2 separate regions of the Homo sapiens genome follow, and region 1 is linked to region 2. The links are chromatin loops, found by intact Hi-C in ENCODE. Cell type or tissue: PC-9. All regions are shown on one strand. Each heading gives the region's core, and the rest is flanking DNA. Links, peaks and the distances in the headings are about the cores only. Region 1 has its middle 13 kb from the start of RPS14. Region 2 holds the start of LOC124901104.

What was found. A loop is a pair of places that touch in the nucleus more often than their neighbours do. Peaks named below come from ENCODE experiments on the same cell type or tissue, not always from the same donor. Only the 100,000 strongest peaks of a DNase experiment are listed, where the experiment ranks them.
Region 1: a loop joins it to region 2, with 10 times the contacts of the local background. A loop is called at or near these places in 2 of 110 quality-filtered maps.

What each region holds. Positions count from the first base shown.
Region 1 is chr5:150,431,616-150,441,278 of GRCh38, reverse strand. No RefSeq gene overlaps it. Among named protein-coding and RNA genes, the nearest start is that of RPS14, 13 kb to the left of the region's middle. RefSeq lists an enhancer at 1-288 and a silencer at 3,687-3,887. In PC-9, for the core only: CTCF peaks have their summits at 4,825 and 5,025 (motif pointing right); a DNase peak (open chromatin) is centred at 4,968.
Region 2 is chr5:149,632,170-149,641,832 of GRCh38, reverse strand. ARHGEF37 (Rho guanine nucleotide exchange factor 37) reads right to left here. Exons shown (of 13, transcript NM_001001669.3): 13 at 6,865-9,663. The coding sequence ends at 9,642. It overlaps LOC124901104, which reads left to right and starts at 352. Exons shown (of 3, transcript XR_007058990.1): 1 at 352-561; 2 at 685-834; 3 at 3,126-4,590. RefSeq lists an enhancer at 8,675-9,663. In PC-9, for the core only: CTCF peaks have their summits at 4,678 and 4,891 (motif pointing left); no DNase peak of the experiment used is centred there.

The DNA.
Region 1 (9,663 bases), core at 2,112-7,111, 800 kb before region 2:
GTGTCTTCCTTCCCAGCTTGGCTCATGGAGCATCTACTCTCCCCAACTTGGCCTCACTATCATCTGCTTACCTGTTAGAATCTGTTTTGTTTTTTTTTGTTGTTGTTTTTGAGACTGGGTCTCACTCTGTTGCCCAGGCTGGAGTGCAGTGGCACAATCACGGCTCACTGCAGCCTTGACCTCCTGGGTTCAAGTGATCCTCCTCCGCCTCAGCCTCCTGAGTAGCTGGGACTACAAGTGTGCATCACCACACCCACCTATTTTTAAATTTTTTGTAGAGACTGGGTCTCCCTGTGCCGCCCAGGCTGGTCTCGAACTCCTGGACTCAAGTGACCCTCCTGCCTTGGCCTCCCAAAGTGCTGGGATTTACAGGCATGAGCCACCGTGCCTGGCCTGGAATCAATTTTTCATCACTGTCTCAAAAGTATCTTCCTGGAGGCTAGGCGCAGTGGCTGACACCTGTAATTCCAGCACTTTGGGAGGCCGAGGCGGGTGGATCACCTGACGTCAGAAGTTTGAGATCAAAAGGTATCTTCCTGGATGCCTTCAAGGTACCTCTCCACTGAATTCTCATAACACCTCTATTCCCCCATGGTACCACTGGTCACCCTCTATCACAACAGCCTACTCACCCCCGCACCGCCAAAGTCTATGAGCCCTGAGAGGGAAGGGAGTATGTCTTGTTCAATGTCTGCCACATCAGCACCCAGCCTGCTGAGGCAGAAGAATCGCTTGAACCCGGGAGGCGGAGGTTGCAGTGAGCCGAGATCATGCCATTGCACTCCAGCCTGGGCAAACGAGCAAAACTCCATCTAAAAAAAAAAAAAGAAGAAGAAAGGAAAAAAGAAAAAACCGAATGGAAAGCTGCAGGCGAAGAATGGTGGAGAATCCTGGAGAGCGGCTGGGAGGTTATACCTAGGTTCTATCACTCCCCATCCCCAACCCCAAACAAAGTGAGGGAGCTGAACTTGACATTCACATTAAGCCCTAAATACTCTGATTTCTGGGCTAGCACGAGCCCAGGTAGGAGTGTCCTTGAGCTCTTCGCAGAAGTTAAAGCACATCCTCTCTGAGTAAAGCCCTTGACAACGGAATCCCTCCAGTTTCCCACACATTAGGTAAAACCAAATATGGGCCCACTCCCTGCCCTCTCAGAGCTCATAGAAAAAAATCAACACACACGCAAATAAACCACCAGAATGAGAGGCAGCAGAAACAACAAACAGATTTAGATACCCAAAAGACTTCTGATGATATTAGAATTAGAATATAACTACATATGAAATGTTGAAAGAAATATGCAATGGAACAAAAAGAGTGGACAAAACCTATTAAAAAAATCATGTATATTCAAAATGGAACCAGAGAAAACCCTCAGAAAGAAAAACACGTATGATCAATGAAATGAAATGCTCAGTGGATAGGTTAAATGGCAGATTAGAGCCAGCTGCAAGAAGAGTTACTGGCCAGGTGAAGTGGCTCACGCCTGTAATCTCAGCACTTTGGGAGGCCGAGGGGGGCGGATCACGAGGTCAGGAGTTTGAGACCAGCCTAACCAACATGGTGAAACCCCATCTCTGCTAAAAATACAAAAATTAGCTGGGCCTGGTGGCGCGTGCCTATAGTCCCAGCTACTCAGGAGGCTGAGGTAGGAGAATCGCTCAAACCCGGGAGGTGGAGGTTGCAGTGAGCCAAGATCGTGCTATTGCACTCCAGCCTGGGTGACAGAGCAAGACTCTGTCTCAAAAAAAAAAAAAAAAAGTTACTGAACTGCAAAATAAATCTGAAGAAATTACAAAACAGAGAAGATTCCAAGAGGATTTGGAACTGAAGACAATTCTGCCTGAGGGAGCACCGGCCTTGCCAGCCCCTCTGGTGCCCAGTGAGCCTCCATTCACCTGGGGGACCTTGCAGTGACCCCTGTTGTCCAGAGAGGGCACTAGCAAGGCCATCCTCAATCTCTTGGTGCAGGATCAGGAAAACCTTTCCCAAGATGTGGCTGCAAAGGAGGGTTATTTACTTTAAATGGGCCAAAAAGGAAAACGTATAAGGGATTTCAAATAGGTAAAGTTCTGTCTCAGGGAAGAGGCAGCAGTGTCGTTATGTGTGGTCCTACGATGGTAGAAGTTGGCTAGGGAAGGAGTTGTAGAGAGGTAGACTTGACATCAAATAAACAGGGGTCTCCTTCCTTCCTTCCTTCCTTCCTTCCTTCCTTCCTTCCTTTCTTCCTTCCTTCTTTTCTTTTTCTTTCTTCCCTTCTTTATTTATGTTTATTTTTTTTGAAGACAAGACCTCTGCCCAGACTGGAGTGCAGTAGTGTGATTGTAGCTCACTGCAGCCTCCACCTCCCAGGGTCAAGCAGTCCTCCCACCTCAGCCTGCTGAGTAGCTGGGACTACAGGTGTGCATCACCATTCCCAACTAATTTTTTCCCCACTTTTTGTAGAGATAGGGTCTCACAATGTTGCCCAGGCTGGTCTCGAACTCCTGGGGTCAAGCAATCATCCCACTTTGGCTTCCCAAAGTACTGGGATTACAGTTGTGAGCCACTATCCCTGGCCTAAAGAGGAGTTTTTTATTTTTATTTTTATTTTTTTGAGACAGAGTCTTGCTCTTGTTGCCCAGGTTGGAGTGCAATGGCACCATCTCTGCTCACTGCAACCTCCGCCTCCCAGGTTCAAGCAATTCTCCTGCCGCAGCCTCCTGAGTAGCTGGGATTAACAGGCACCTGACACCACACCCGACTAATTTTTGTATTTTTAGTAGAGATGAGGTTTCATTATATTGGCCAGGCTGGTCTCGAATTCCTGACCTCAGGTGATCTGCCTGCCTCGGCCTTCCAAAGTGCTGGGATTACAGGCGTGAGCCCTGCGCCTGGCCTAAAAAGGAGTTTTCTAAAAGAGCTGCTCAGAGATTTAAACTGCTTCATGAGATAGTGATCTCTCCATCACTGGAGGCATACACGTGTAAAAGACTTCCAAAGGCTAGTTATATCAGAAACACATAAAAGAGAAAGGTGCAAGCAGTGAAATTCAAATGCTCCCAAACCAAACATACCATCTCTCTTCTCCCTTACTGAAAACAACAATAAAACCCACTAGAATTAGCACCAAAGAAATACAACGTAAGCCACAAAAGTGAACCACATATGTAATTTCAAATTTTCTAGTAGCCATATTAATAAAGTACCAAAAAGTGACATTAATTTTAATAATATATTTCATTTAACCCAATATGTCCAAAATATTTTCACTTCAACATATAATCAAAATAAAAATTATTAATAAGATGTTTTACTGTTTTTTTGTGGTAAGTTTGAGATTCATTGTACATTTACACTTATAGCACACTTCCATTTGGACTTGCCACATTTCAAGGACTCAACCACCATGTGGCAGAGATAATTGTGTCCCAGTATGCTTTCTCTTCATCTTCTATTGGAAATAGGAATCTCAATTTTTAGCTGCGTGTATGGCTGATCAGAATGAAGATGACATTTTATGGAGGATGGTCTGAGCAATATTAAAATAGAAAAAAAAGAAGAAACATAGAATTAAGAGAAACAAGGAATAAACAGTACAGTTTCCAGCCCCCTCCCAGGCAGCTAAGTGTCACTCACACAACTAAGTTGTGGCCAGTGAGAAGTAAGCAGAGTCATGAATGCAGTCTACAGTCTACAGGGAGAGTCTTGAAGAGGAGATGGCATGACCTTCTTCTCTTTCCTCTAGATACTCACTTTTAGATCTCTGCTGGAAACTGTCGCCTTATCAGACAAACTTCCCTGACATCACAGATCCATTAGCATCCCTCACCTCTGCCCATCATTCTCAAGCTATTTATCCATGTATGCGGCCAAATGTGTAGATCTTAGCCCAACTTGGTATTAACATCTATATCACCAAGTCAGTGGTTCTCAAACAAGTATGCATCAGATTCAGATTGCTGGGCTCCCACCCCGAGTTTCTGATTCAGTAGATCTGGGATGGAGGCCTGAATATCTGCCTGCCTGCCTGCCTGCCTGCCTGCCTGCCTTCCCTTCCTCCCTGCCTTCTTCCTTCTTTTCTTTCTTTCCTTTCTTTCTCTTTTCTTTCTTTCTTTTTCTTTCTTTCTTTCCTTTTTCTTTTTCTTTCCTTCTTTCTTTCTCCTTCCTTCCTTCCCTCCCTGCCTGCCTCTTTCCTTCCCTCCCTCCTTCCTTCCTTTCTTTTCTTTCTTTTTCTTTCTTTCTTTCTTTCTTTCTTTCTTTCTTTCTTTCTTTCTTTCTTTCTTTTTTCTCTTTCTTTCTTTCTTTCTCTTCCTTCCTTCCTTCCTTCCTTCCTTCCTTCCTTCCTTCCTTCCTTCCATCTTTCTTTCTTTTTCTTTATTTAGAGGTGGGGTCTTGCTATGTTGCCCTCACTGGTCTTGAACTCCAGGGCTCAATTGATTACCCAACCCAGCCTCCAAAATGCCGGGATTATAGGCATGAGCCACCGCACCCGGTCTGAAGATTTGTATTTCTAAGTTCCCAAGTAGTGCTGATGTTGATGGTTCAGAGACCACATTTTGAGAACCACTGGGCTTGGTGACTACTGGACTTTTCCGTTCAGGTCACTGCTGTCCCAGCACCTGAGACAATGCGTACCTGGTATCATATAAATATTTATGACTCATATTACAAGTATTACCTCATTCAGTCGCTTTGAGGTAAGTACTGTTATTATCAAAATTTAACATGTGAGGAAACTGAGGGTCAGAGAGGTTAAGTGACTCGTCCAGGGGCACACAGCTGGAAAGGGGCAGGAGCAAGGATTCAAACTTACATACGCTTGTCTATAACCACAGACCGTGCCCTTAATCGCCACACTCTTTCACTTCTAGCAGGCTGGGGCTCAGTGCAATCAGGCTACCAAGGAAGTCGAGGAGGAGGAGGACCCGCCCTGTCTCAGCATCTCTTCAGAGGGCTGGGAAGTACACGGTAGCAGAGTCCTGCCCCTGAAGGGAGCCCCGTTGCCGTGGGAGCTTACATCAGTCATATATAGGTGGCCACCAGGTGGCAGCATTGTTCTGACAGGAAGCCGCGTGCTGCCTTGCTGTCTTAGTTCTGATCTGGGTTCTGCCACCCCTGGTTCAGTGGCCCTCAGCCTATCCATTTCTTATGTGCCTCCGTTTCCTCATCTTTACAAAAAGGAGATTGCATCTCTGTGATCTCTGAAGAGCCCTTGCACCTCAGATGCCATGTAAAAGAGAAAGGTGCAGCCAGTGGAATTCAAATGCTCCCAAACCAAACCAGATCTCCTCCCCCCCACTGAAAACAACAATAAAACCCACTAGAATTAGCACCAAAGAAATATGATGCAAGCCACAGAAGTGAGCCACAGGTGTAATTTCAAATTTTCCAGTAGCCACACTGATAAAGTATCACAAAATGACATTAATTTTAATAATATATTTCATGTAACCCAATATGTTCAAAATATTTTCATTCCAACATATAATCAATATAAAAATTATTAAGATGTTTTACTTTTTTTGTGTGAAGTTTGAGATCCATTGTACTTTTTTTTTTTGAGACGGAGTCTCTCTGTCACTCAGGCTGGAGTGCAGTGGCACAATCTTGTCTCACTGCAACCTCTACCTCCCGGGTTCAAGCAATTCTCCTGTCTCAGCCTCCCAAGTAGCTGGGATTACAGGCACCCACCACCACACCTGGCTAATTTTTGTATTTTTAGTAGAGACAGGGTTTCACCATGTTGGTCAGGCTGGTCTTGAACTCCTGAACTCAGGTGATCCACCCGCCTCAGCCTCTCAAAGTGCTGGGATTACAGGCCTGAGCCACTGAGCCCGGCTGGTCCCTTATATATTTCCACTTATAGCACACTTCCATTTGGACTAGCCACATTTCAAGGGCTCAACCACCATGTGTAGCTAGTGGCTGCCATGTTAGACAGCACAGCCTTAGATATTAATGCCAAACATTTATTGAGGTAGGTACTATGCCGAGTGTTTTACATGCATTCTCTTTTTTTTTTTTTTTTTTTCCGAGACAGAGTTTCGCTCTGTCACCCAGGCTGGAGTGCAATGGCACTATCTTGGTTCACTGCAACCTTCGCCTCCCGGGTTCAAGCGAGATTCTCCCCTTCAGCCTCCCGAGTAGCGAGGAGTACAGGCACCTGCTATCATGCTGGCTAGTTTTTTGCATTTTTAGTAGAGACGGGGTTTCACCATATTGGCCAGGCTGGTCTCGAACTCCTGACCTCATGATCCACCTGCCTCGGCCTCCCAAAGTGCTGGGATTACAGGTGTGAGCCACTGCGCCTGGCTGCATTCTCTTAATCAATCTTCACAACATGCTATGAAGCAGGCAAGATTATTATTATTATTAGTCCTGTTTTGCAGATGAGAAAACTGAGGCTTGCTTAGGGAGACTAAGTGCCTCAGCCAAGATCACACAGCAAGTAAGTGGAGGAGTCTGGATTTGAACTTAGCTCTGCCTGGCTCCGGAGTCCGGGCCCTTCATCATGACATCATCCTGCCCTGATGGCAGATGCTTAGGGTATGCTGTCAGAGAGGCCTACCGACAGGGATTCCAAATCCAAGTAATGCAAATTCCTGGGAGTAAACAATCAGGCCTGTCAGGGCAGGAGGGGAGGCCCTGAAGCTACATTCTCCCACCCGCCGCAGTTGTGTGTCTGGCAAAGTTGAGCTTGCCTGGCAAACAACCAATGACTCTGACAAGAAGAAACCATGATCTTGGGGAAATTATGTTTGCATGATGAAAAATGGAACTTGCAAAAAGAAAATCTGGCATCAAGTGGCCGGGTGCAGTGGCTCAAGCCTGTAATCCCAGCACTTTGGGTGGCCAAGGCAGGCGGATCACTTGAGGTCATGAGTTCAAGACCAGCCTGGCCAACATGGTGAAGCCCTGTCTCTACTAAAAAAAAAAAAAAAAAAAAAAAAATTAGCCAGGTGTGGTGGCAGTCATCTGTAATCCCAGCTACTTAGGAGGTTGAGGCAGGAGAATTGCTTAAAGCCAGGAGGTGGAGATTACAGTGAGCCGAGATCATGACACTGCACTCTAGCCTGGGCGACAGAGGGAGACTCCATCTCAAAAAAAAAAAACAAAATAAAACCAAAAACTCTGGCATCAGGAGAAAATTAAAATTGAGAAATGGACTAGGGTGGCTCACGCCTGTAGTCCCAACACTTTGGAAGGCCAAGGTGGGCGGATCACTTGAGCCTAGGAGTTCGAGGCCAGCCATGGGGAGACTCTGTCTCTACAAAAATACCAAAATTACCCAGGCATTGTGGTGTGAACCTGTTGTTCCAACTACTCAAGAGGCTGAGGTGGGAGGATGGCTTGAGTCCAGGAGGCAGAGGTTGCAGTAAGCTGAGATGGAATCACTACACTCCAGCCTGGGTGATGGAGCAAGACTCTGTCTCAAAAAAGAAAAAGAAAAATTGAGAAATGCAGAACAATAGGAATAACCTGCAGGTGAGTGCGAAAGAGGGTAGAATTCCAAGGGACAGAGCTAGACCTAAAGTATGGAAGTTACAGGGAGGCAAGCTGTGGTGCGACATTAGGGAAAATAGCACTAACTAGACTGACGATGTTATACAGCTGAAATTTATTAAGCACTTATCAAGCAACTTAAATGTAGCAGCTTATTGGCTGGGTGCGGTGACTCACGCCTGTTATCCCAGCACTTTGGGAGGCTGAGGCGGCTGGATCACCTGAGGTCAGGAGTTTGAGACCAGCCTGGCCAACATGGTGAATCCCAGTCTCTACTAAAAATACAAAAGTTAGCCAGGCATGGTGGTGCACACCTGTAGTGCTAGCTACTCAGGAGGCTGAGGCAGGAGAATCACAAGAACCCAGGAGGCGGAGGTTGCAGTGAGCCAAGATGCCGTTGCACTCCAGCCTGGGTGACAGAGTGAGACTGTCTCAAAAAAAAAAAAAAAAGTAGCAGCTTATTTAATTCTCATACTCACAGTAGGAAGTAGCATGCAAGTAGACCATCAGAGGTGTAAGGAAGTAGATACTGCTATTATTACCCTTTTTGTTTTTGTTTTTTTAGAGACAGGGTCTTGCTCTGTTGCCCAGGCTGGAGTGCAATGGTGTGATCACAGCTCACTGCAGCCTCAAACTCCTGAGACTATCAGAGATGTGAGGAATTAGGTATTGCTATTATTACCTTTTTCTATTTTTTTTTGAGATGGAGTTTTGCTCTTGTTGCCCAAGCTGGAGTGCATTGGCACCATCTCAGCTTACAGCAACCTCCACCTCCCAGGTTCAAGCAATTCTCCTGCCTCAGCCTCCCAAGTAGCTGGTATTTACAGGCGTCTGCCACCTTGCCCAGCTAATTTTTATATTTTTAATAGAGACAGGGTTTCACCATGTTGGCCAGGCTGGTCTCGAACTCCTGACCTCAAGCGATCCGCTCACCTCAGCCTCCCAAAGTGGTGGGATTACAGGCGTGAGCCACCACACCTGGCCTGCCTCTTTTGGTTTTGTTTTTTCAGAGATAGGGTCTTGTTCTGTTGCCCAGGCTGGAGTGCAGTGGTGCGATCATGGCTCACTGCAGCCTCGAACTCCCAGGTTCAAGTGATCCTCCTGCCTTAGCTTTCAGAGTAGCTAGAACTATAGGCATACACCACCATGCCTGGCTAATCAAAAAAAAATTTTTTTTGAGATGGAGTCTGGAGTGCAGTGGCGCAATCTTGGCTCACTGCAAGCTCCGCCTCCCAGGTTCACGCCATTCTCCTGCCTCAGGCTCCTGGGATTACAGGCGCCCGCCACCACGCCCGGCTAATTTTTTTGTATTTTTAGTAGAGACGGGGTTTCACCGTGGTCTCGATCTCCTGACCTTGTGATCTGCCCGCCTCGGCCTCCCAAAGTGCTGGGATTACAGGCGTGAGCCACTGCACCTGGCCTAATTTTTTTGTTTTTAAGAGATGGGCGTCACCCTATGTTGTCCAGGCTAGTCTTGAACTCCTGGGCTCAAGGCAATCCTCCTTCCTTGACCTCCCAAATTGTTGGGATTAGAGGGATGGACCACTGTGCCAGGCTGTTATTACCATTTTACAGGTGAGGAAACTGAAGCACAGGATGCTAGTAGGCAGCAGAACTGAGATTCAGCCAAAGCAACTTAAGAGCATAGACTCTAAGCTGTCATGCAAAGCCTACTGCCTAGAATGGGTTACTCATGGAGATAGTGAGCTTTCTGTCTCTGGCGGCATGTAAGTAGACCGTCAGGCATGTGAGGAAACGCTCAAAAAGCATCATTCCTGGGTAGGAAGGAAGCCTGGAGGACTGATATTAAGTTTGTCTCGAAAGTACTAGAGGTAGGAATTGCCCATAAGAAACAATGATTGGGAAGGAATCCCATCTGCCTGCCTAATCCATCCCCTTGGGAACAGAGATTGCAGGTGACCTGATCCTAAGACTGCTCGAAGTAAGAAGCCTGCGGGAAGCAGTATGACATGGGGATTGAGAGGAAGTGCTCTGGAGACAGCTCAGACCTGGCTTCAAATCGTGGCTTTGCCACTTACTAGCACTCAGCTGGTGCTTATGCAGCTCATTTAATCCCCTGAAACTCACAGGGCTTGTTGTGACAATAAAATGAGAAGCCAAGTGGGAATAATTTACACTCAATCAAAGAGGTGAGGCTCAGGAGCCAGGGCCTTTGTG
Region 2 (9,663 bases), core at 2,908-7,907:
ATACTCAGCTAATTTTTGTATTTTTTTGGAGAGACGGGGTTTCACCATGTTGCCCAGGCTGGTCTCGAACTCCTGGACTCAAGCAATCCTCCCGTCTTGGCCTCTCAAAGTGCTGAGACTTTAGGTGTGAACCACTGTGCCTGGTCTGTGTTTGCATTTGTATTTTATGGTTGCTGTTCTGACCCATGACTTTTTCGGGGAGCAGGGAGGATGAAAAATGAAAATAAAAGCATTTAGAAAGATGATTAAAAAATTAAAAAACAAAAAAGTAGGGGGAAGGTGCACTCCCACACGCCGGCCAATCAGCTGCAACCGCACCATCAGCAGACCGGGGAGGCGCCTGGAGCCTGCAGTAACTCAAGATGGCCGACTGATCGCCAGAGAGTATTTGAGGACATGGTTACAGTTACGTTCCCAGGGGAACAACCTTTGGCCTCTTAAGACATCTACTTGCTTTCAGTTTTGAAAGAACTCAGGCAGCCATGGGGTATTTTTCAGAATTCCCGGCGGTGAAGGGTCAGAGCCATGGGCATTAGGGAGAAAGCTGAAGGCACAGCGGGTGTGAGTGTGGGGTCGCTGCCTGCAACACTTGGAAGAAATACGGGGAAGGGCGGGGGAGGGATCAAAACTGGCTTGTGTGGCCAAGGATCAAGTTGTTATTAAGCACTTTTATGTGCCTGACAGAGTGCCAAAGTCTCCCGTGATGTATCCTGTGTCCACATCCCAACAACCCCATCGGCAGGACTCTTTCCTGGTTTGCCCACAAGGAGGAAAGTGAGGAAAGTGAGGCGTCAGAGAGATGAAGCAACTTGTTTGAAGGCGGCCACACAGCTGGTAAGTGTGGGGACAGGATTTGAACGAGGGTATTTTGCATGGGAAGTCTGGCCTTCTGGCTACCACCCCACCTCTTCATCCCAAGACACTCTCCCAAGTCTGGCCCCACATGGCTCCCTAAAACCATGCTGTCCTCATATGGGAGGGTTTTAAGCAGCTCTAGGGCAGCCACCAGAGCCCAATACAAAGTCCCTTGCACTGACAGTCATACTCTAACCCTGTGCCCAGTTCTCAATGCTGCCTCCTGCTATGATCTCTGTATCTTTCATCGGCCTGATCTCTCCTTCCCCAGAGCTTAGTGCTTGAACCCCAACCAAAGATTGAAACCCTGCTGCCCACAGTCTGACCTGGCTCTGACCTCTGACCTGCCTGGACACTAGGAGATGCCCATTCCCGTGTCCCACGGCAGCTCCAACTGCCTGATGGACACCTGCTGCCTCCCCCACATCCCTGGGGAGTGTGCCCCAGAATCACCATGCCCTCCCAACTCCCGTGATCCTTCACCTGACTCGGCCCTCTTCTAGCTGGATCTGTGTCCCCAATTCCAGCCCTGCCCCAGGGGAGAGGCCTGGGGCTCCATCCAGACCACTAGTCTCATGACAGCCCAACAGCGTGAGGCCCATGGCAGCTGGCTGCTGTTGAGACTTGTGTTTGGTCTTTTAGCTTGCAGCTCTTGAGAGCTTCCTATGTGCCAGGCATTGAATTAGTCCTGTAAAGTGGATTCCCTCGTTTAACCTCAAACAGCCTTGTGAGTAGTGAATAGATGCTGCAGTTATTGCTATTAACGTGCTGCTCTATTCCCACACCAGAGGCTCTACTGATGTGCCCAGGAGCCCTGAGACCCCAAGACCAGCAGCTTCTGCCCTGGCCAGAAGCCCCATCCCACTTCCCATTTCCCAAACCTGGGGCTCACTGCCCCTTCTGAGTAGGGGCCAGACACATGCTGCTGAGGCATCATGGCTAGAAAATTGTGTTTCCTCCTCCCCTCCCCCAGGGCTGTAGGGCCTGGCCCTTCCCCAAACCCTGGCTCTGCACTGACACAGTGCCCTTGGATTTCCTCTGTGTTTGTCTGCTCTGGGCCTGGCAGTAATGGTCTCAGCCAGCCAAGACTGGGGCAGCTCAGCAGACTACCACAGCCACTGATACTGGAGCATGACCAGCTCAGTTCTTCTGGGACTGAAGACATTCCAAGAGCTCCATGTAGGAATGGCTGACAGCCCCCTGAACCAGGGAAGGTGCAGACAGACCTAGAGATGATTTCCATTGTTCCCCAAGGGCTGGGCTGCCTGAGGGACCAGGTACCAGGGAGGTGCCAGGGATCCCATAGCACCAAGACCCAGCCCCTCCCTGCAGCCCTGGCTTCTGAGTGGTATTTTGCTGTCCAGTCAGAAAGCAGAAACTACTCTATGCATTAGAACAGAAGGAATTTGGGCTGAGCGCGGTGGCTCACACCTGTAATCTTTGCACTTTGGGAGGCCTAGGTGGTCAGGAATTCCTGAGGTCAGGAATTCGAGACCAACCCGGCCAACATGGTGAAACCCTGTCTCTACTAAAAATACAAAAATTAGCCAGGAATGGCGGCGGGCACCTGTAATCCCAGCTACTCAGGAGCCCGAGGCAGGAGAATTGCTTGAACCTGAAGGAGCTGAAGGTTGCAGTAAGCAGAGATCATGCCACTGCACTCCAGCCTGGGTGACAGAGCGAGACTCCATCTAAAAATTTTTAAAAAGAACAGAAGGAATTCATTCTGGGGAGTAGGTTACACAGGTGAAAGATCTGAGAAGCACCCCAGAGATGAACAATAGCAAAAAGACATTACAACCCCTCCACTGGAGGGATGCGGGGAAGATCCTAGTGTCTAGGATCTGGTGTCACCAGACAGAAACTGGAAGCACAGCCAGGCCTGTTTGATGGGACGTGGGACCACAAGGGAGGGGCTGTCCAGTGGGAGCTGGGACCACAGAGGAGACCGGCCACTGTCAGAGATGCTACCTGAAGCAGAGAGGGGGGAAACTGAGGCATTTCTCCCACCTGCCAGTGCCTCCCATTGGCCAAACCTACCAGGCAACCAGAGGGGAGGGGAGCCGGGGAGATGGAGTTCCCTGCAGCACAGAGCAGAGCAAGGCAGGGAACAAACATGATGGCAAGGAAGCAAACAGCCCACCTCTGGAGATAGGAGCTGCTCAAGATGGGAGGGCGCCAGTCCTGGGTTTCCCCCGGGCCAGCCTGCCTGAGGGTCAGGGCTGTCCCAAACCGGCAGCCGCTGCTTACAACTCAGTTTCCACTCACAGGCCCTGAGGATATCCAGACCCTAGAGGACCAATGACAGGCAGACAGGCCCAAGATGGGAAACCCAGAAGCACTCTGAGATGTCCTAGACGCTGAGATGTCCTGCCTGAGACCTCCAGGATTAACTGAAGGCCAGCAGCTAGTGCTCCTGAGCCCAGTCATAAGTGACAGTCTATGAGGGCAAACTGATCCCCACTTCTTTTCACTCCTTAAGCTTCTACTGAAGCCTCCAGCAGACTCTTGGGCCCCAAAGCTGCTGCGTCCCCTAGAAACACCTAAAAGGATGCTCCTGGCTGCAAAGCGCCCTGAGCCTATAACCACAGGAACTGCTCCATCAGTATCCAGTGTGCCTGCTTATTGCCTGGTTACCTGCCCGGCTTGTCCTTGTGCAGATGCAGTGGATGCCAGAACACCCTACAGCTGGAGAGAGGCGGGGAAACCCTCAGGTGCTTGTGCCTACGAGCACTGCCCCAGCCTGGCAGCACCAGGGATGGGAGAGGAAGGAAAGCCCCAGGAATGCCTGTGGGGTGTGACAGCAGCCCCTGAGTGAAGAGCTGTGCCCAACCCCAGCTAAGCCCTCAGGACCCAGGACAAGGGGCCTTCTTCTACATAGGAGAGTGGCCTCATCAGCATCCCACATAGAGGGAGGCAGACAGGCCCTGCAAACCTTCCTCTAAACTTCACGCATCTCCTCGGAAGTCCCTATAATAATGACAAGTAGGTTTATTGAGCACTAATGGGCTGGGTGCTTGGCTAAGTGGTTTATGTCAGCATCTCATTTAATTCTCCGAAGAACCTTGTATGCTAGTATTATGGGGAGCCTGTCTAGTGGGTCAGAAAATATGACCGACAATAAAAATTTGAAGACAATAACAACAATAATAACATTAACAAAGGAAACAATGCTTCCCAGAGATCTAAGGAAGGGAAATTAATGTCTGATGAAGGGATGATTAAAGTGACGATGGAGAAAGGGATTTCACAGGAAATACGAAGATACGAAAGTAATTCTTCAGAGAAGATCTCCACCAAGAACACTCAACCCACATTCAGGCAGAATATGCAAGGAGGCAAACTGTTGTGGACTACGCGATCTCCACATGGAAGATGTCACATCAAAAAATAAAAATAGGCCGGGCGCGGTGGCTCACGCCTGTATTTCCAGCACTTTATGAAGCCGAGGCGAGTGGATCACCTGAGGTCAGGAGTTTGAGACCAGCCTGGCTAACATGGTGAAACCCCATCTCTGTTAAAAACACAAAATTAGCCAGGTGTGGTGGCACATGTCTGCAATCCCAGCTACTCGGGAGGCTGAGACAGGAGAATTGCTTGAACCCAGGAGGCAGAGGCTGCAGTAAGCCGAGATCGTGCCACTGCACTCCAGCCTGGGTAAGACAGAGCGAGACTCTGTCAATAATAATAATAATAATAATAATAATAATAATAAATAAACAAACAAAAACTCTGGTTCCTGGCGGCTTCTCTTGAAATATCAGAATGGTACCACGGCACCCTCCTTCTGATGTGGGAACAGTTGGTTGGAGCCAAGAAGCTACAGCTTTTTAGACTGAGTGTGCATGCTCTGGTCAACACAGTCCCCACCACCCCCTAATGCCTTTCACTTGGCCCTTCCTCTCATCTCCACTAACTGCCTGGCACCATGGGCGTTTCGCATTGATCCCAAAGGCGCTTCCCAGCCGTCCCTTAGCTGATCCCCTGCTGCCACCTGGTGGTCACAGTTCTTCTGTGCCATCAATGCATATCAGTGATATTCCTGGTACATCTACCACCAGGCACACTGATTGTCCCTTATTTAATCCTTTTACCAACCCTGGGAGAACAGGAATTATTGTATCCATTTTACAGATGAGAAAACAGAAAAGGTAAGTTGGGTAATTATAGATAAGAAAAAAAAATGAGCAAGGTTAAGTGAATAAATCATTCAGGATCCCAGATTCCATGATGTTGCCAGAGTGGAATCCAGCTCTTTCCTTTGCCCCAGCCCAGGGTATTTTAGGCTCTGTCCTGCCACACCCTTGAGATGGCCAGAACTCTGCAGTGAGTACTTTTGAGTCTGAGTGGGAGGACAGAGCAGCCTGGGGGCCATCAGCAGATGTCTTCATACATAGAAACCACGGTCCATCCATAGTCAAGACATTTGCTGCTTGCCTATGGCCAAGTAGGTCTTGGACTCAGATTTTTTTTCTTTTTCTTTTTTAAAAAAATAAAAATAAATAAATAAATAAATAAATAAAAACAGGGTCTCCGTCTGTCACCCAGACTGGAGTGTAGCGGCGCAATCACAGCTCACTGCAGCCTCGACCTCCTGGGCTCAAGAAATCCTCCTGGGTAGCTGGGACTACAGGCATGAGGTACTGGGGCCTGGTGTGGACTTAGATTTTCTGAGGCCAAGTGCTGGGCCTTTTCATGCCACCACACTGCCTCCCAGGCCTGAGAAGGCCTCCATCCTGTAGATGACAGAGTAATCCCATAGGATTGCTTTATTTTTATTTTTTTGAGGCAAGAGTCTTGCTTCGTCACCCAGGCTGGTGTTCAATGGCATGGTGATCTCGGCTCACTACAACCTCTGCCTCCCAGTTTCAAGCAATTCTCCTACCTGAGCCTCCCGAGTAGCTGGGATTACAGGCGCACGCCACCATGCCCAGCTAATTTTTTGTATTTTTAGCAGAGACAGGATTTCACCATGTTGGCCAGGATGGTCTTGAACTCCTGACCTCAAGTGATCCATCTGCCTTGCCCTCCAAAGTGCTGGGATTACAGGTGTGAGCCACCACACCCAGCCGGATTACTCTCTCCAATCTTATGTATCCCACAAGGCCCAGCACCTGCACCACCTTCCTCAGGAAACTGCCCCTGGCCACCTCAGCCTTCCCAAATCTCTCCCTTGTCTGAGCACCTATATGCCTGGTCCATAGCACCCCTCTGGGGCTGAGGGCATCTTTTCCTGTAGGGCCAGATAACTGCTTGATGTCTGACTCTCCAGTCGGCCAGGAGAGTCCTTGAAGGCAAGGCTTTGGTGTTCCTATCCTCTCTGGGATGCTTACTAAGCAATATGTATTGAACATCTAGTACTTGAGGCACATGACAAAGGCTTAGGGAGATTCTGGGATGAATCAGAAGTTCTCAGCCTCAAGGAGCATGCAGTTGCCTGTGGGCGCAACAGGCACACAGTCAGAGCCTAGTGATCTTCCCAAAGTACAACCCTGAGCACATCACTCCTCTGTTTCAAACCCTTTCATGCCTCCCCCACTGCCCTCAGAATAAAATCCAAGGCTCCTTTCCATGTTTGCTGCACTTCTGGGCCTCCAAATGTTCTCTCTCTGCCATCTTCACCTAACCACCCACTGGGCCTCAGCTTGGATATCACCTCTTCCAGGAAGCCTTCCTTGGCCGCCAAGTCTGAGACAGAGGTAGGCCTCTTCCCTGGCTTGCGTGGCACCTGCCATTACTTCATCCTGACACTTACACGGCACGTAATTGATGGGTGCCTCATCTGCCTGCCTTAGAGACTGGGATCTGGAAGACCGGGCCTCATCTGTCTGATTTCTTTCTGTATCCCCCAGCAGCTCAGGCCAGCTCCCTGAGGCGTGAAGGGTGTCCATTAAATGGACACCTGAGCAAACAAGATATTATTTTTATATACAGCAAGTGTCTAGCAAACAAATGGCACAGCGGGGCATCTGGCTACCCAATGTTTAGAGTCACACAAATTCCAGAGACTTTCCATCTTTGAAGTCCTTTATTCCCAGCAGTTCACATCAGTTACTCATTGAGCTGGGGTTCGTCATATTAACCAAGAATTCATTCATCTTTCTTTTGATATTGTAATCTTGTCCTCATCTCCACAACTGAGTTGGGGCCTGAGGGGTTTAAGAGTTCTCACTCCATCACAGGAGGCAAGGGGTACCCTTGTGAACCAGACTTCAACTCCTGGAAGTCTTGTTCAGTTCATAGGCAAATATCTTTGCAAGTTTAGTATGAGACAGCCCAACGGTTAAATAAATAAGACACAGTGCCATGGTTCTAGGCATTTGGAGAGGGAAAAGGCACATTACACAGATTCCCCTGGAGAAAATACAGGCCATTCTCATCTTCTCAACATGCATTTTCCCACTCTTCAGTGACTTTTAATCTTATCCCCTGGTCTATGAGAAACCATAACCCACGTGCTACTGAATACATTTTTATTTTCCCTTCATGACATAGACTTGGTTCCAAGTATATTTTATTTTCCTCCCTTATGCCTACAAGACATCCAATTTTGTTCAGGTCCCTTTTAATGGCACTTAATAAATATACATTCTGAGACCTGGCAGAACAGGCTGTCCCCTTTCACACTGCCTTTAAAGCGCCTGTTTGAACTAGCTAGTGCAGAGCTCAGGTGGGGCACGTCCTAGCTTACAGCTCATGGCCATCTCTGGCACCAGGTCTATCTGTCCAATACTTTGTGTCTAGGGTAGAGGTCCCTAACCCTGGCTGCACATTGGAAGCACCTGGGAAGCTTTCTGAATTCCTGAGGCCCGAGCCACACCCTAAACCAATTTCATCAGAATCTCTGGGTGGGACGGAGCCTGGATTCTGCCAGTTGAAACCTGCCATGGTAACTTCAGTGAGCAGCTACACTGAGAACTCCTGAGCTACAATTCTAGCACACAGTAGGCCTTCGGTAGGTATCTGTGGAACCCACGAGTGGGTTTCCTATTTCATTATCTGTTCCCCTATGCTCTCTATTTTTATCAGAAATCTGAGCAGGAAAGAGCAGAGAGAATGAGTCAAGAGCATCCTCTCAAGTGAATTCGCTGCTGAGAAAGGAACCGTAGGGCTTGCATTTCTCTTGTGTCATGCAGTCTTCATGCTTTAACAGGCCCAGAGGAGGCAAGTTATAGACTGACACAGACATGTATATATTTCTTAAAAGCCCTTCAAAAACCAGAGCTCACTGCTTAGGCACTATGGTTATAACACAGACATGTTCTTGGAAGCATATCTAAACTACCTCCTGTTTGACACACATTCTAACTTGGGTTGGTTACAAACTTTGTCAGTTGTTAAGATCACACTTGGTCACATTTTCCCATTTCTGTGAATCTTGCAACTTATCTTTGCCCAGAGCAACAGCCTAGACATGACCACCCCAAGCAGGGACTGCACTGCACCCAACATTGCCCCAGCAGGTCAGTCCTCCTTGAACAGGAACTGTTTTTGAGGGGCTCCAATTTCCAGGTTCTAGAATGGGGTGGCTCACTTACCAAGTTAAAGAGGCTGGCTACATAGAATGCAGTATTGAGAAGCCCCCCAAGGTAGATCCTGGGTTACAGGAAAGAAAGCTATACTGATGAACAAGGTTTGCTGCCACAGGCATGGGCGTGGGGGAGGGCAGCATGCCGGGGGCCACCCCGAGATCACTGCTGTCATTTACATTTGTATCACACTTCACAGTTTACAGGGAGCTCTGCATGCTTAGCCCCACGTCATTCTCAGCACAACCCTGTGAGTGAGGTCTTTCTGGATGGGAACACTGAAGTTGTGTCCTACATCTAAGGTCCCACAGCCAATTGCATCACATCCACGGCTGCCTCCAGGACCTCAGGGGCCACCTGAAACCACTGGGGGTTCCCCCTGGCTCCCCTTCTAACCAGAAACAGGAAAGCAAGCCATTCCCTAACCTCCCCACCCACCAGGCCTTATCACCGCCTTCCCAGAGTTTCCTCTATGATTTGCATACCCCTTTGTTCCCTAGTCCTGAGAACACAGCAGTAGCTGTTCACCTGCTGCCAACAGCCTCACACACCCCACCTAACACAGTATCAAAATCCCCTCTTCCCTGGAACAGCCTCTGAATTTGCCTACACACATTCCAGAACTATGACTTGGTCACACCCACTCCCAGGACCAGTCAAGAGTCTTGGGAACCTCTCTGCTACACCGATAAATCCATGGCTTCCCCACTTGAGAGGGCTCCCAGTGGGTCACTGCCCAAGATAAACTCAGCTTCCAGCATAGAGAAATAAAAGCTGACTCATTGGTTATGATGTCTCCTGATACCATGTGTAGGAAGTGAACTGTCTGACCAGGCAGTTCTGGACTCCTCCAGAACCCGCTTCCTGCAACCACACAGCACGCAGGTAACATTATCCCGTGTGACCCACGCCCACAGGCAGGCCCGGATGCAGGCACAGCTAAGACTGGCCATAACCTATGGAGAGTCCTGGCCAATCAGCTGTGACCTGCTGTCCAAGTGCATTGTGACCCCAGGTCGGAATGAGTTCTTTATGCAGACATAATGAGCAGTCCTGGCTGGAGCCTCCTGTGCCCCCACCACACCAAGCACTCTGCGAGGCCCGCCCATGTCTTCTGGCTGCCTCCTGAGTGTGCTTCACCCACCCTGGCCTGGTCTTCCCTTCCACCTCCACCTTTCCTTTGCTTCTTTTCCCCCCAGGGTCAGAGCCTCTAAGCCTCCCCCATCATTTGGCAATGTAGGCTCCAAAGAGGGTACCCTAAGAGGGCAGACTCCAGCCC